3 separate regions of the Homo sapiens genome follow, and all the other regions are linked to region 2. A link is an interaction called in ENCODE POLR2A ChIA-PET data of the cell type or tissue named here. Cell type or tissue: MCF 10A. All regions are shown on one strand. Each heading gives the region's core, and the rest is flanking DNA. Links, peaks and the distances in the headings are about the cores only.

Evidence for each region. Peaks named below come from ENCODE experiments on the same cell type or tissue, not always from the same donor. Only the 100,000 strongest peaks of a DNase experiment are listed, where the experiment ranks them.
Region 1: POLR2A ChIA-PET joins it to region 2 with 6 read pairs; 4 of 35 experiments call an interaction of 5 or more read pairs at or near these places.
Region 3: POLR2A ChIA-PET joins it to region 2 with 8 read pairs; 2 of 35 experiments call an interaction of 5 or more read pairs at or near these places.

The regions. Positions count from the first base shown.
Region 1 is chr1:13,598,739-13,602,509 of GRCh38, forward strand. All of the region lies in intron 1 of PDPN (podoplanin), which reads left to right. Among named protein-coding and RNA genes, the nearest start is that of PDPN, 17 kb to the left of the region's middle. In MCF 10A, for the core only: no CTCF peak of the experiment used is centred there; a DNase peak (open chromatin) is centred at 1,543.
Region 2 is chr1:13,747,522-13,751,292 of GRCh38, forward strand. PRDM2 (PR/SET domain 2) reads left to right here. Exons shown (of 10, transcript NM_001393986.1): 6 at 1,840-1,966. Among named protein-coding and RNA genes, the nearest start is that of PRDM2, 49 kb to the left of the region's middle. RefSeq lists silencers at 1,528-1,917, 1,819-2,037, 1,988-2,297 and an enhancer at 2,548-2,597. In MCF 10A, for the core only: no CTCF peak of the experiment used is centred there; a DNase peak (open chromatin) is centred at 1,830.
Region 3 is chr1:13,951,011-13,954,781 of GRCh38, forward strand. It overlaps a transcript of KAZN not described here. Among named protein-coding and RNA genes, the nearest start is that of PRDM2, 250 kb to the left of the region's middle. In MCF 10A, for the core only: no CTCF peak of the experiment used is centred there; no DNase peak of the experiment used is centred there.

The sequences.
Region 1 (3,771 bases), core at 586-3,085, 150 kb before region 2:
GTTCTGGGCTTTGGGGTTAGTTAGCACCAGCTGTTCCCCTATCTGGAACTCACCCATTCACTCAACAGCTACTTACCGAGTGCCTGGTATGTGCCAGGGATTTCAGACATTGTGGACATTGAGATGAGGCAGCCTTTATCAAGCTTATATTCCAGTAGGACAGACAAGTAGCGAGCAGGTAGCAGGGTGGGGGTAAGCATTCAGGTATATGTGCCGTGGAAGAGGGGAGGGGTACTCGCTTAAATGGACAGTCCAAGAAAGTGCCCCCCCTCCTTTTTTTTTTTTTTTTTGGAGATGGAGTCTCGCTCTGTCACTAGCCTGGAGTGTAGTGGCGCAATCTTGGCTCACTGCAACCTCCGCCTCCAGGGTTCAAGGGATTCCCCTGCCTCTGCCTCCTGAGTAGCTGGGACTACAGGTGTGCACCACCACGCCTGGCTAATTTTTTGTATTTTAGTAGAGACGAGTTTTCACCATGTTGGCCAGGATGGTCTCGATCTCCTGACCGTGTGATCCACCTGCATCAGCCTCCCAAAGTGCTGGTGGGATTACAGGCGTAAGCCACCATGCCCGGCCAGAAAGTTCCCTGAGATCTGAAGGCATGAGGGAAGCTATCTTGATGTGTTCGAGAAGCTATCTTTTTTTTTTTTTTTTTTTTTTTTTTTTTTCAGACAGAGCCTTGCTCTGTCACCCAGGCTGAAGTGCAGTGGCGCAATCTCAGCTCACTGCAACCTCCACCTCCTGGGTTCAAGTGATTCTTGTGCCTCAGCCTCCTGAGTAGCTGGGATTACAGAGGCCCACCATCACGCCTGGCTAATGTTTGTATTTTTAGTAGAGACGGTTTCACCATGTTGGCTAGGCTGGGTTCAAACTCCCGACCTCAAGTGATCCGTCTACCTTGGCCTCCCAAAGTGCTGGGATTAATAGCTTATCTGATGTGTTGCTTATTTTTTTATGGTGACCCCACCCCACTCCAAGAGTACTCTAGTCCTTAAGAGTGGAGATCTTCCTTACCTATTCACTTCTCTGTCTCTAGTGATGAGAATGTGGCCCAGCTCTTGGCAGGTGCTTGGTAAATATTTGTGGAAGGAATATAAATGCTGGGAGCTGGGGCTGTAGAGGTGAACTCATGCAGGCTTCAGTCTTGGTTTTTGCTGCTGCCTTAACTTGCACAGTTAAGCGGGGAGAGGGCTGCTGCTGCTCAAAGCAACACCTCCTTTAGAGTGAGTCATACCTTCCTTCTAACCTGCCATTGCTGAAAGTTTAGATTCGTCCAGATTTCTCCTAGTAAGGGGACACACTGGAGGAGGTCAAGACTGTGGTCATTAAATAAGACTGGAAGATTCTAACAAGATGGGATTTCATAAGAGGCAGTGAGGTACCAGGGGAAGCAATTGTTCCTGACTACCAGGAACGTGATTTCTGGGAAGATGAGGATGGCACCTGGGCAGAAGGGGAAGGATCTCAGAACCCAGGGAGGGAGGCAGCAGGCATTTTAGCCCAAAGCTGCCGGGAGAGCACATCACGAAAATGCACAGCTGCTTTTTAGTTGTATGTTGGTGAGTCCAGGGATGCGGTTAGAATATTTGGCTTTGTGTCCGCTAATGAATCATGAACTTGGCACATCACTTAACTCTTTTTTTTTTTTTGAGATGGAGATTCACTCTTGTCACCCAGGCTGGAGTGCAATGGCACAATCTCAGCTCACTACAGCCTCTGCCTCGGTTCAAGCGATTCTCCTGCCTCAGCCTCCCAAGTAGCTGGGACTACAGGCCTGCGCCACCATGGCCAGCTAATTTTTGTACTTTTAGTAGAGAAGGTGTTTCACCACGTTGGCCAGGCTGGTCTTGAACTCCCGACCTCAGGTCATCCACCTGCCTTGGCCTCCCAAAGTGCTGGGATTATAGACGTGAGCCACCGCGTTGGGCCACATCACTTAACTTCCGACCTTGTTAAAGAAACACTAATTCTGACACTTGTTGAAATTGTACGGAAGACTTTAGTCAAGACCCCTGTAATAAGGGGCATTGCAGTAGGGAGGAGAGCTCAGGTTCACCTCTGGGTGAAAGGAAAAGTGGGGATTTGTAGCCCACAAGCAGAATGAGGGGATCAGTGGGTGGAAAATTCCTAAGAGATGGGGTTGGGGGGACTCTTGCTAAACTGGCCTAACAAGATTCTTTGTGAAGGCAGGCTAAGGGCCTAGCCACCACAGCGCTGTTGTGAAATAAAGTCAGCTGGGAGACGCCATGTAAACCCTACATTGTGAGTAGCAAATGTGAGAGGGTGTTAGGACAATGAGGTGTCTTCCACGTTAAGTGGAATTTACAATGCTGCGTCAGTGCCAGATCTTGAACGACCCCAAATGCACCTGTTTGAATACTTACTTTTCCTCCTTGCCCTAAACACTGAGTTTTATTCTAGCTACTCCCTGGTCACTGATTTAACTCAGCAGCTGTCAGCTGATGTGAGGAGGAAGAGGGAGCTTACAGTGAAGAGAGCACGGATTTAGAAACAGCTTCTGGAGACTCTGCAGACAGAGGGCCCATGTGGAGTGGGGATAGTTGGCAGTGTCCAGGCCACTTAAGCTGGGCCTTGTGCTAAGTTTCTCCTGTAACTGTGACATAGTATTTGTTTGTTTTGGGACCATGTCTTGCTCTGTCACCCAGGCTGCAGTGCAGTGGCACAATCTTGGCTCCCTGCAACGTCTGCCTCCTGGGTTCAAACGATTCTCCTGCCTCAGCCTCCTGAGTAGCTGGGACTGCAGGCATGTGCTATCCTGCCTACTTAATTTTTGTATTTTTAGTAGGGACAGCATTTTGCCATGTTGGTCAGGATGGTCTCAAACTCCTGGCCTCAGGTGATCTGCCTGCCTTGGCCTACCAAAGTGCTGGGATTACAGGCCTGAGCCACTGCACCCAGCCATGACATAGTATTGGAAAGAAAAGATTTGTCTCAATGACAGCTGGTTTTGAAGCAGTGGGGAAAAGAGGATTTATCAGGGTGATTGGCTAATCTTTTGGGGGGAAATTATATTTCTCTTTTATTATAATACTTCAAAATAAACAGACAAAAATATTAAACGTAAGTACAATACCATAAGGAAAACATAGGTGAATATTTATGTGATCTTGAGGAAGAGTTTGTGAGTGTGATGTCAAAGAGAAAACAAGTTTAAGAAGTTTGACTACTGATAGCTTGGTCATTTGCAAAAGAAAGATGTAGGCCGGGTGCGGTGGCTCATGCCTTTGGGTGGCTCATGCCTTTGGGTGGCTCATGCCTTTGGGTGGCTCATGCCTTTGGGTGGCTCATGCCTTTGGGTGGCTCAGCACTTTGGGTGGCTCAGCACTTCGGGAGGCCGAGGCGGGTGGATCACAAGGTCAGGAGATTGAGACCATCCTGGCTAACATGGTGAAACCCTGTCTCTACTAAAAAATACAAAAAAATTAGCCGGGTGTGGTGGTGGGCACCTGTAGTCCCAGCTACTTGGGAGGCTGAGGCAGGAGAATGGCGTGAGCCCAGGAGGCAGAGCTTGCCGTGAGCCGAGATCGTGCCACTGTACTCCAGCCTGGGCGACAGAGCAAGACTCCGTCTCAAAAAAAAAAAATGCCAGCAGCATTTAGGCCAAAGAATACATTCTTAAGGTATGAACAGTGCTTATAAGAGGGAATGCCATGTGACCATTACAAAAACGGTCACAAAAGAAGACAAATGGATGAAACAACTCGCTCCACAAATCAAAGAAGTGTAAATAAAACCAGAAGACTGAAATCACTT
Region 2 (3,771 bases), core at 860-3,359:
TGGTTCAAAAATAAGAAAAAGGCAGATTTTAGCCTTCTTAGGGGTGGGTGAGAGCCAAGGAAACAGCTGCCTTGTTTTAATTTAAAGAATTTAGAATATTTTTAAATTTGGACTGTGTAGACAGTGAGAGTTCTGCAGAGAATTAAACGAAGTAATATTCACTTTTGGGGGCTTTATCTAGACTAGAAGGTATGTTGAAGTGAGGAACTATTTTGTTTCTAAACCGTAGGTGGAATCTCCCTCCCCGCAAAAAAAAAAAAAAAAAAAAGAAACAAAAAACAAAAAGGATCACTCTCTTGGATAACCATTGTGCAATGATCCAAATCAGGAAGCTAACAGCAACACATTATTTTACTAGCTAATATGTACACCTTACTCAGGTTCTGTCAATTGTTCCAATCATGTCTTTGTAGGAAAAGAAAACGTTTCCACATTCAGTTGTTATGTCTTATGTGTTTGGCTGGTACCTTAGTCTTTGTCTTTTATAACCTTTCAGTTTTGAGAACTGGTTGGTTATTTTGTAGAATGTCCCAGAGTTTGAGCTTCTCTTATGGTTTCATCATGATTAGATTCGACGTATGCATTTTGGGCAGAAATCTACCAGAAGTGATGCTCTGTTTTCTGTGCATCGTATCAGGAGACATATGATGTTGGTATGTCTTATTACAAAAGTGTTGTTTTTTTTCTTTTGTAATTAATAAATATTTTATGGGGAGATATTCTGAGGCTATGTGTTTTGTTACTCCTCAAACTTTTACCTACTTTTAGCATCCATTTATGATTCTTGCCTGAATTAATCATTACTGTGATGATTGCCAAATGGCGCTTTTCTAATTCCAACATTTCTTTTTTACTGATTAGTTGGGATCTCCTTTAAGGAAGAGCTTTCCTTTTTATTTACTTGTTCATTCCTTCCTTTCTTCATTCATTCACATGAGGCTGGACTCACGGATTCTCATTTTATTCAGTGGGTTTTAGATAGAATTTTACTTGTATTGATACCCTTGTAACTTTTTTAACAGATCATTTGTTGTGAGAGAAACCAATAGGCTGTTTCCCCAAATTCTAGGGGTGTGAACTTTGCACTCAGTGGATCTTTTCTTCGGGATCTTGTTCTGGGTGGAATCAATTTGATGGTGGCCCTCACTACTTCCAGTCATACGTGGCTTAAGAATGTGATGGTTTAGGAGCATAATACATGGGAGATACTTCCTGCTGTATTTAAAAGTTAAAATGTGGAAGTTTGATGTCCGGTCCGAAGGGCGAGGCACGGACCTCCCTGGACCAGAGCAGGTTGGTGGCCCCGGGCGGCCTCCCGTTGGCGGCTCTGGGATAGAAACCGCGGCGCATTTGTAAGTGCTTGCGCGTGGTTCCTCCTCGTTGTCCTGTTGAAGTTGCTCTTGGTCTGGAACGCGCGCTAGTCGTTGTCTTTCAGCACTCCGCTTTCCACACCGCACGCTTTTCAGTTATGCTTTACATTTCTCCTCGACTTAGATTTCGTGAGCAAAATGGGCCCATGTTTTATTTTTTCTCGTGCGTGGGCCGTCGTGAGGCTTTAAACAGGAAACTGGGACAGCACCCGGGCTCCGCTACCCGTCACCGGGCCTTCCGCGCCCCTCGCCCCACGCCGCGGGTGCGGTCCTCCCTCCAGCAGAGGGTTCCGGGCGCCGGCGCGGCCCGCACGGGGCCGGGAGCCCTTCCTGCCGGCCGGGTGCGCGCGGCGCCGCCGACAGCTGTTTGCCATCGGCGCCGCTCCCGCCCGCGTCCCGGTGCGCGCCCCGCCCCCGCCAACAACCGCCGCTCTGATTGGCCCGGCGCTTGTCTCTTCTCTCCCCGCAGCCAATCGCGCCGGGCGAGGAGCTCCTGGTCTGGTACAATGGGGAAGACAACCCTGAGATAGCAGCTGCGATTGAGGAAGAGCGAGCCAGCGCCCGGAGCAAGCGGAGCTCCCCCAAGAGCCGGAAAGGTAGGAGCCCCCCGGCCCGCCCGCCCGGCCCCGGCGCCACGCCCGCCCAGGACGCCGCCCTGCCGCCCTCGCTGCTGCTGGCCCGACCGCGAGGCGGGTCGCGGGCTCGGGCGGCGGCGCCCGCGGCATCTCGGTGACCTTTTCCGGACTCGGCCCTGCCCCGGCCCCGCTCCCGCCCTGCGGTCCCGCTCGGGCCCTGCGATCGCTGCCCTCCCGCCCTGCCGACCCGGCCCCGCTGCTGAATCACGGCCGCCGCGCGCTCGGGCTGTTTCTTAACTTGTGACTTAGCTCCTGGGCGGCAGAAAGTGCGCGGACGGCGTTCCGGGGCCGGACGTTCCCCCGCTGGCACCCCAAGCCGCGCTCCGCAGCCGCGCGCACGGCGGGCGCCCGAGCTTTCTCGCGGCTAGCTTGACAGCCCCGGCTCCGCAGACTCGGGCCCGCCGCGCAGGACGCGGGCCGCGTCGGTCGCGGAGTCGGGGTGTGGGAGTGGGGGAGGCAGAGACAGTGAGAGACAGAGACAGGAGGCGGCGGGGAGGGCAGGGAGACTGCGGGTGCGGTGGGCTTCCGAAAGGATGCCCAGGGGGATGTGGAAGTTAGAGAGCGTGTTGTTTTGTCGTTTTGACTCAATTCTCATAGTTTTACGACTTCTGATGATTTCGAACAAAAGGTAAAGTGTAGTCACACTTAAAAAGGGAGGGGATAATTTCTGGGTAGGAAAATAGTTTGGTTGGCTGTATCATATTTCCAGTGGGCATACTGACACGTTGGGGCTTTTTTTTTTAATGAAGAATTTTAATGTGAATTGGGGAATAGTTCATAGATCCCAGTTTGAAAATATGCCAAGGCACAGTATGGTTAGTTTCTTATTGATACAAATACAGGTTTGTGTTTTTTGTTTTTTTGTTTTTTTGTTTTTTTTTTGCTCTCCTTAGGTCTTAAGTAGATTTCTTTTTAGTCATCTGAACGAACGAGTCCATCCTTTATCCAGAACATTGCAAAGTGAGTTGTGGAAGTCATACTGTAAATAAAATCATATCGTAAACTCGATTTGGGAAAATGTTAAAATCGGCATTAAGGAATGTAGGCAAGAAGTCTGTTCTGATTTTTCAAGTATGTATTCTTTGTATGTCACCACAAAATGGAAATAGAATTAATTCCCCCGTGAAACAGTTAGTAGGCCTATTACTGAATATGCATTGTCTATTTATTGAATGTGATGTAGTCACTGCTTCAGAGCATTAAATGCTTTTGATCCTGAATCAGACGATCAGAGTCTAGAAAATTCCCAGTTTTTTTTTTTTTTAACTTTTAACTGAGTTCTGGGATTTTATTGCTATTAGGCTTAGTGCTTAACTGTTTGTAGTGAAAACTTTTTATGTAATTCAACTTGTTTCTTTATTTAGTATTCATTTTGTTTATAACTAATGTTACCAGCCTTCCGGGTAAGTTATTTGTAGGGGGCTGGAGATGGGGAGGACAGTACCCTCTTTACTGTGCCACTAATCATAACTAACTCCTGTACTTAAATAGATTTGTAGTTTAATAGCAACCTTACTTTAACGCTTTTCTCTGTTTGGCATACTTTAGTGTGCATGTTTAGAACATATGTCATTACTCTTTTGCTTTTTTGTTTATCTGTTTATTTTTCTCTTGGTTGGATTTGGGGAAAAACTTGAACATATACTTTTTGTTTTATTAGTGATATATGAACTTAATAGCTGCATTTTTATACCTGCGTAGACTGTTGGTGTTTCGTATTAAATAGTTCATATTTCTTATTATCCTATTATTTTGTACTACTCTGG
Region 3 (3,771 bases), core at 586-3,085, 200 kb after region 2:
CCTGGAGTCCATGGGATTCCTCTTCCTTTCAGCCTTTTTTCTTTGGCTAATACCCAGCCCTGTATTAAGGATTTGGAATTTGCAGGCGATACCATTGCATTGTCAGGTAGAGATTCTTTGAGCAAAGACTTTAGAGAGGAGACACTGTGGGTGTGCCCAGTGCACAGTGTTGGGGGTCAGCATGTTTGAGTGAACATCCTGGCTCCCGGAGAGGCAGCAAGGCATAGTGTGGTAAGGGACATGGGACCTGGAGTTAGCCTATCCAAGTTCAAATCCTGGATCTGGATCTACCACTTCACAGCTGTGTGGCTTGACTTTCCCATCTGTGAAATGGGGATAAGGGTAGATGAGGATAAGATGAGCTAGTCCACGCAAAGCACTTAGACCCATGCCTGGCTCATGGTTCGGGGACCACACTTCCTGGTGAGCTCAGGATGGCCCCAAAGTATGCCTGTCATCCCAGAAGAATTATTACTAATGTCCCCTTTATTCTCAAAAGGGTTCTGGTTTGGAGATGACTCACGTGGTCTTACACACTGTAGGGTGTTGTTATGTCTTGCTGAATATTTGGACAAGCCACTTCACTGCTTAGAATCTTAGCTCTAAAATGGAGATAATAATAATAATAATAATAATAATAATAATAATAATAATAATAATATCTGCTCTTCTGGGTTGATTTGGGATGATAGGATGAAACAGAATGGCCAGCACAGGGTTGCTGTCCATGATGATCATGCTCTTTGTGTTTCTCTAAGTCCAGGCAAGCCATACAGACATAGATGGATTCCCACCCCCTTACCACCCACTTTCTGCTTTTATAAAAATCTCTCAAGTAAAAGTGCCTTAAGACACATGATGCCAAGGTATGACCCACAGTGCTGTTGCCTTGGTGGTTATCTGGCCTGCCCTAGCTGTGCTATTTATTATCAGTTGGGTAGTTTTAGTAACAGTTTCCCAGGGAAATCTTGAACCAGGTCAGGCCTGTTTGCAGTAAAGAAAGGGTGGTGTCTTAACCCAGATCCCTGCAGGCCTATGGGAGCTGTTGATTGTTTGAGGACTATTTGTTGCATAATCTCCTTTCTTTTAGCAGCTTCTTATTTGAGCAGGAAAAGGGGTTTCAGGACTCCCTAGAGCTTCTACTTTATTTGTTATTAATATTATTTACTGGGCTGCCTTTTTGTCTTCTAAATTGAATTACTCTCAAAAGGGTTCTGGTTTGGAGATGACTCATGTGGTCTTACACACTGTAGGATGTTGTCATGTCATGCTGAATATTTGGACAAGCCACTTCACTGCTTGGAGTCTTAGGTATAAAATGGAGATAATAATAATAATAATAATAATAATAATAATAATAATAATAATATCAATATCTGCTCTTTTGGATTGATTTGGGATGATAGGATGAAACAGAATGGCCAGCACAGGGCTGGACAATTGGCCTGGGAGGCTCAGAGCTTCGCAATTCTTCTAGGCACTATCTTATCTCTCCTCTCACCCCTTACATGGAGGTGAATTTTGGCTTTATTGACTCAGGGAGGAGTTGTGGTTACTTCTTGGGCCCTGTGCTGGTTCCTTTTAAAGAGGAGAGAGAACAAACAGCAGCAAGCTGGGGCAGGGTCTTCTGGGAACTGTTATAAACCCCCGATCGCTTTCAGAACACCTTATAAAGTCAACCTGTGTGCACACAGACGCATGACATTGAAAGGTCCCCCTGGCCAGATCACCAGGAAAGCTCCTCATGTTGCAAGGCCACTGGCCAGCCGGAGCTCAAATACCAGTAGTATCAGCTGGACCACAATTGTGCTGTGTGACCTTGGGATGTCCCTATCCCTCTCTGGATCTCCACTTAGTCGCCTTTAAAATGAGGAAACTGAACCAGAGTTCTCTATGATTTTCCTCCTAGTTATATGATTCTTTATTTCCTAAGATATAGGGAGATACATTTTTAGCTCATCATAAAAGATATTCGAACAGCCAAAGCTGCCTGATGATCAACAGAATGGGCTGCCCTGGAGTATTGAGAAACCTGTGGTTAGAGGTATTCAAGTAGAAGCAACAGAACAGGCTGTGGTGGGAACTACAGAACGGCCCCCGAATTCAATAGACAATTGGCCTGGGAGGATCAGAGCTTCCGCAGTTCTTCCAGGCACTATCTTATCTCTCCTCTCACCCCTTACATGTTGGAGGTGAATTTTGGCTTTATTGACTCAGGGAGGAGTTAGGCTACTTCTCAGGGCCTGGAATGGTCTAAAGTAACACCTCTCAGAATCTGGAGATACTTTTTGGCCCGTGGAGTACTTCATGCTGTAGAAGTCAATCTTGGTTCTGCACTAAGCCTGACTACGGGAGAGAGGCTTTTGCAAAGATCATTATGAAGGACCTCAGGATGAACTGAGTGAGTTCCATGTCCAAGTTTTATCTTCACCTCAAAATTGAATGGTTGTTTGTCTGATTAAAGAATTCCTGATCCAAAATAACGTGTTCTCAGAAATTTCTCCCACCAGCCCTTTTCTTCTAGCATTTAGTGTTGCTAATGATAGTTCTGATCTCAATTTGATTCTCATTTCTATGTTAGTAACCCTTTCTTTCTTTCTTTTTTTTCTTCTCTGGAAGCTTTTAGAGTTTTCTTTTTAATTTGTTCTGAAAGTTCACTACTGTATTTCTAAATATGGGTCTATTTTCACGAGCGTGGTGGACTCTTTTAATCTGAAGATTCATGTCTTTAGCTTGTTTTTTACATTCTAATCATTTTCTTCTAAAGCTCTTGTTAGAGTTGCACCATCCAATATGGTGGCCACCAGATTGGTACCAATCATAATCTCAAAAGACAAAATTCCAAATGTCATTTTCCTGAATATTGAAATCCTGGAAGATCAAAATTTCTAAAGTTGAAATCCCTTAATTCTAAAATCACTAATATTTAATTGAATCCCCAAACCATGGCAGGTTTGCCATTAGGTGTGGTCAAGTCTTCAAAAAGTGAATCTCAATGTATTATCAGTAAACTTTGTTTTTTTCCATTCGGCCCCATGCATTTGTTGGAAAATTCAGATGAATGAGTGGCTGAGCAATACACGAACAACAAAAACTGCAGTTTAAAAACGCACCACCCAGGAGGCGGAGGTCGCAGTGAGCCGAGATTGCGCCACTGCACTCCAGCCTGGGCAACAGAATGAGACTCTGTCTCAAAAACAGCAACAACAAAAATAAAACCAACCAACCAACCAAACAAACAAACAAAAAAACCAACAACACAAAACCGCATCATGTGTCTGCATTGGCATTGCTTCCAGCTGATGACATTCTGGGAGCTTTTTTGTTGAATTAAAACCACACTTGCTTTCCTGAAGAAGTCAGCAAAATCACTGACTGGTTCAAAAATAATTTTGTGCATGACAGGATAAGATGTGATGGGGTTGCTGTTTTGATCACCAGGATTGTTTCTGCCAAATCTGTGGTCTGTGTATGAGTGCATGCAGAATGGATTTTTATATACTCAAAACAACATAGAAGCATGGCAAAGAAGATGGGAAAATTTCATAGGGAATGCTTGTGTTCATGCATGTCAACTCATAGAAGAATTTCAAAAAAGCAGTGCCGTGCCATGTAGAAAATGAATGTGAACATATTCTCTGAGGACAGCCATGCCCTAAAAGAAAAGCAAGCATTCATCACCATGCAAGACTTCAGAAGTCGGCCAGCTCTTATGCACTACCTCCATGCAATTGCCCATAATTTATCCCTGTAATACATTCTTCCATATGT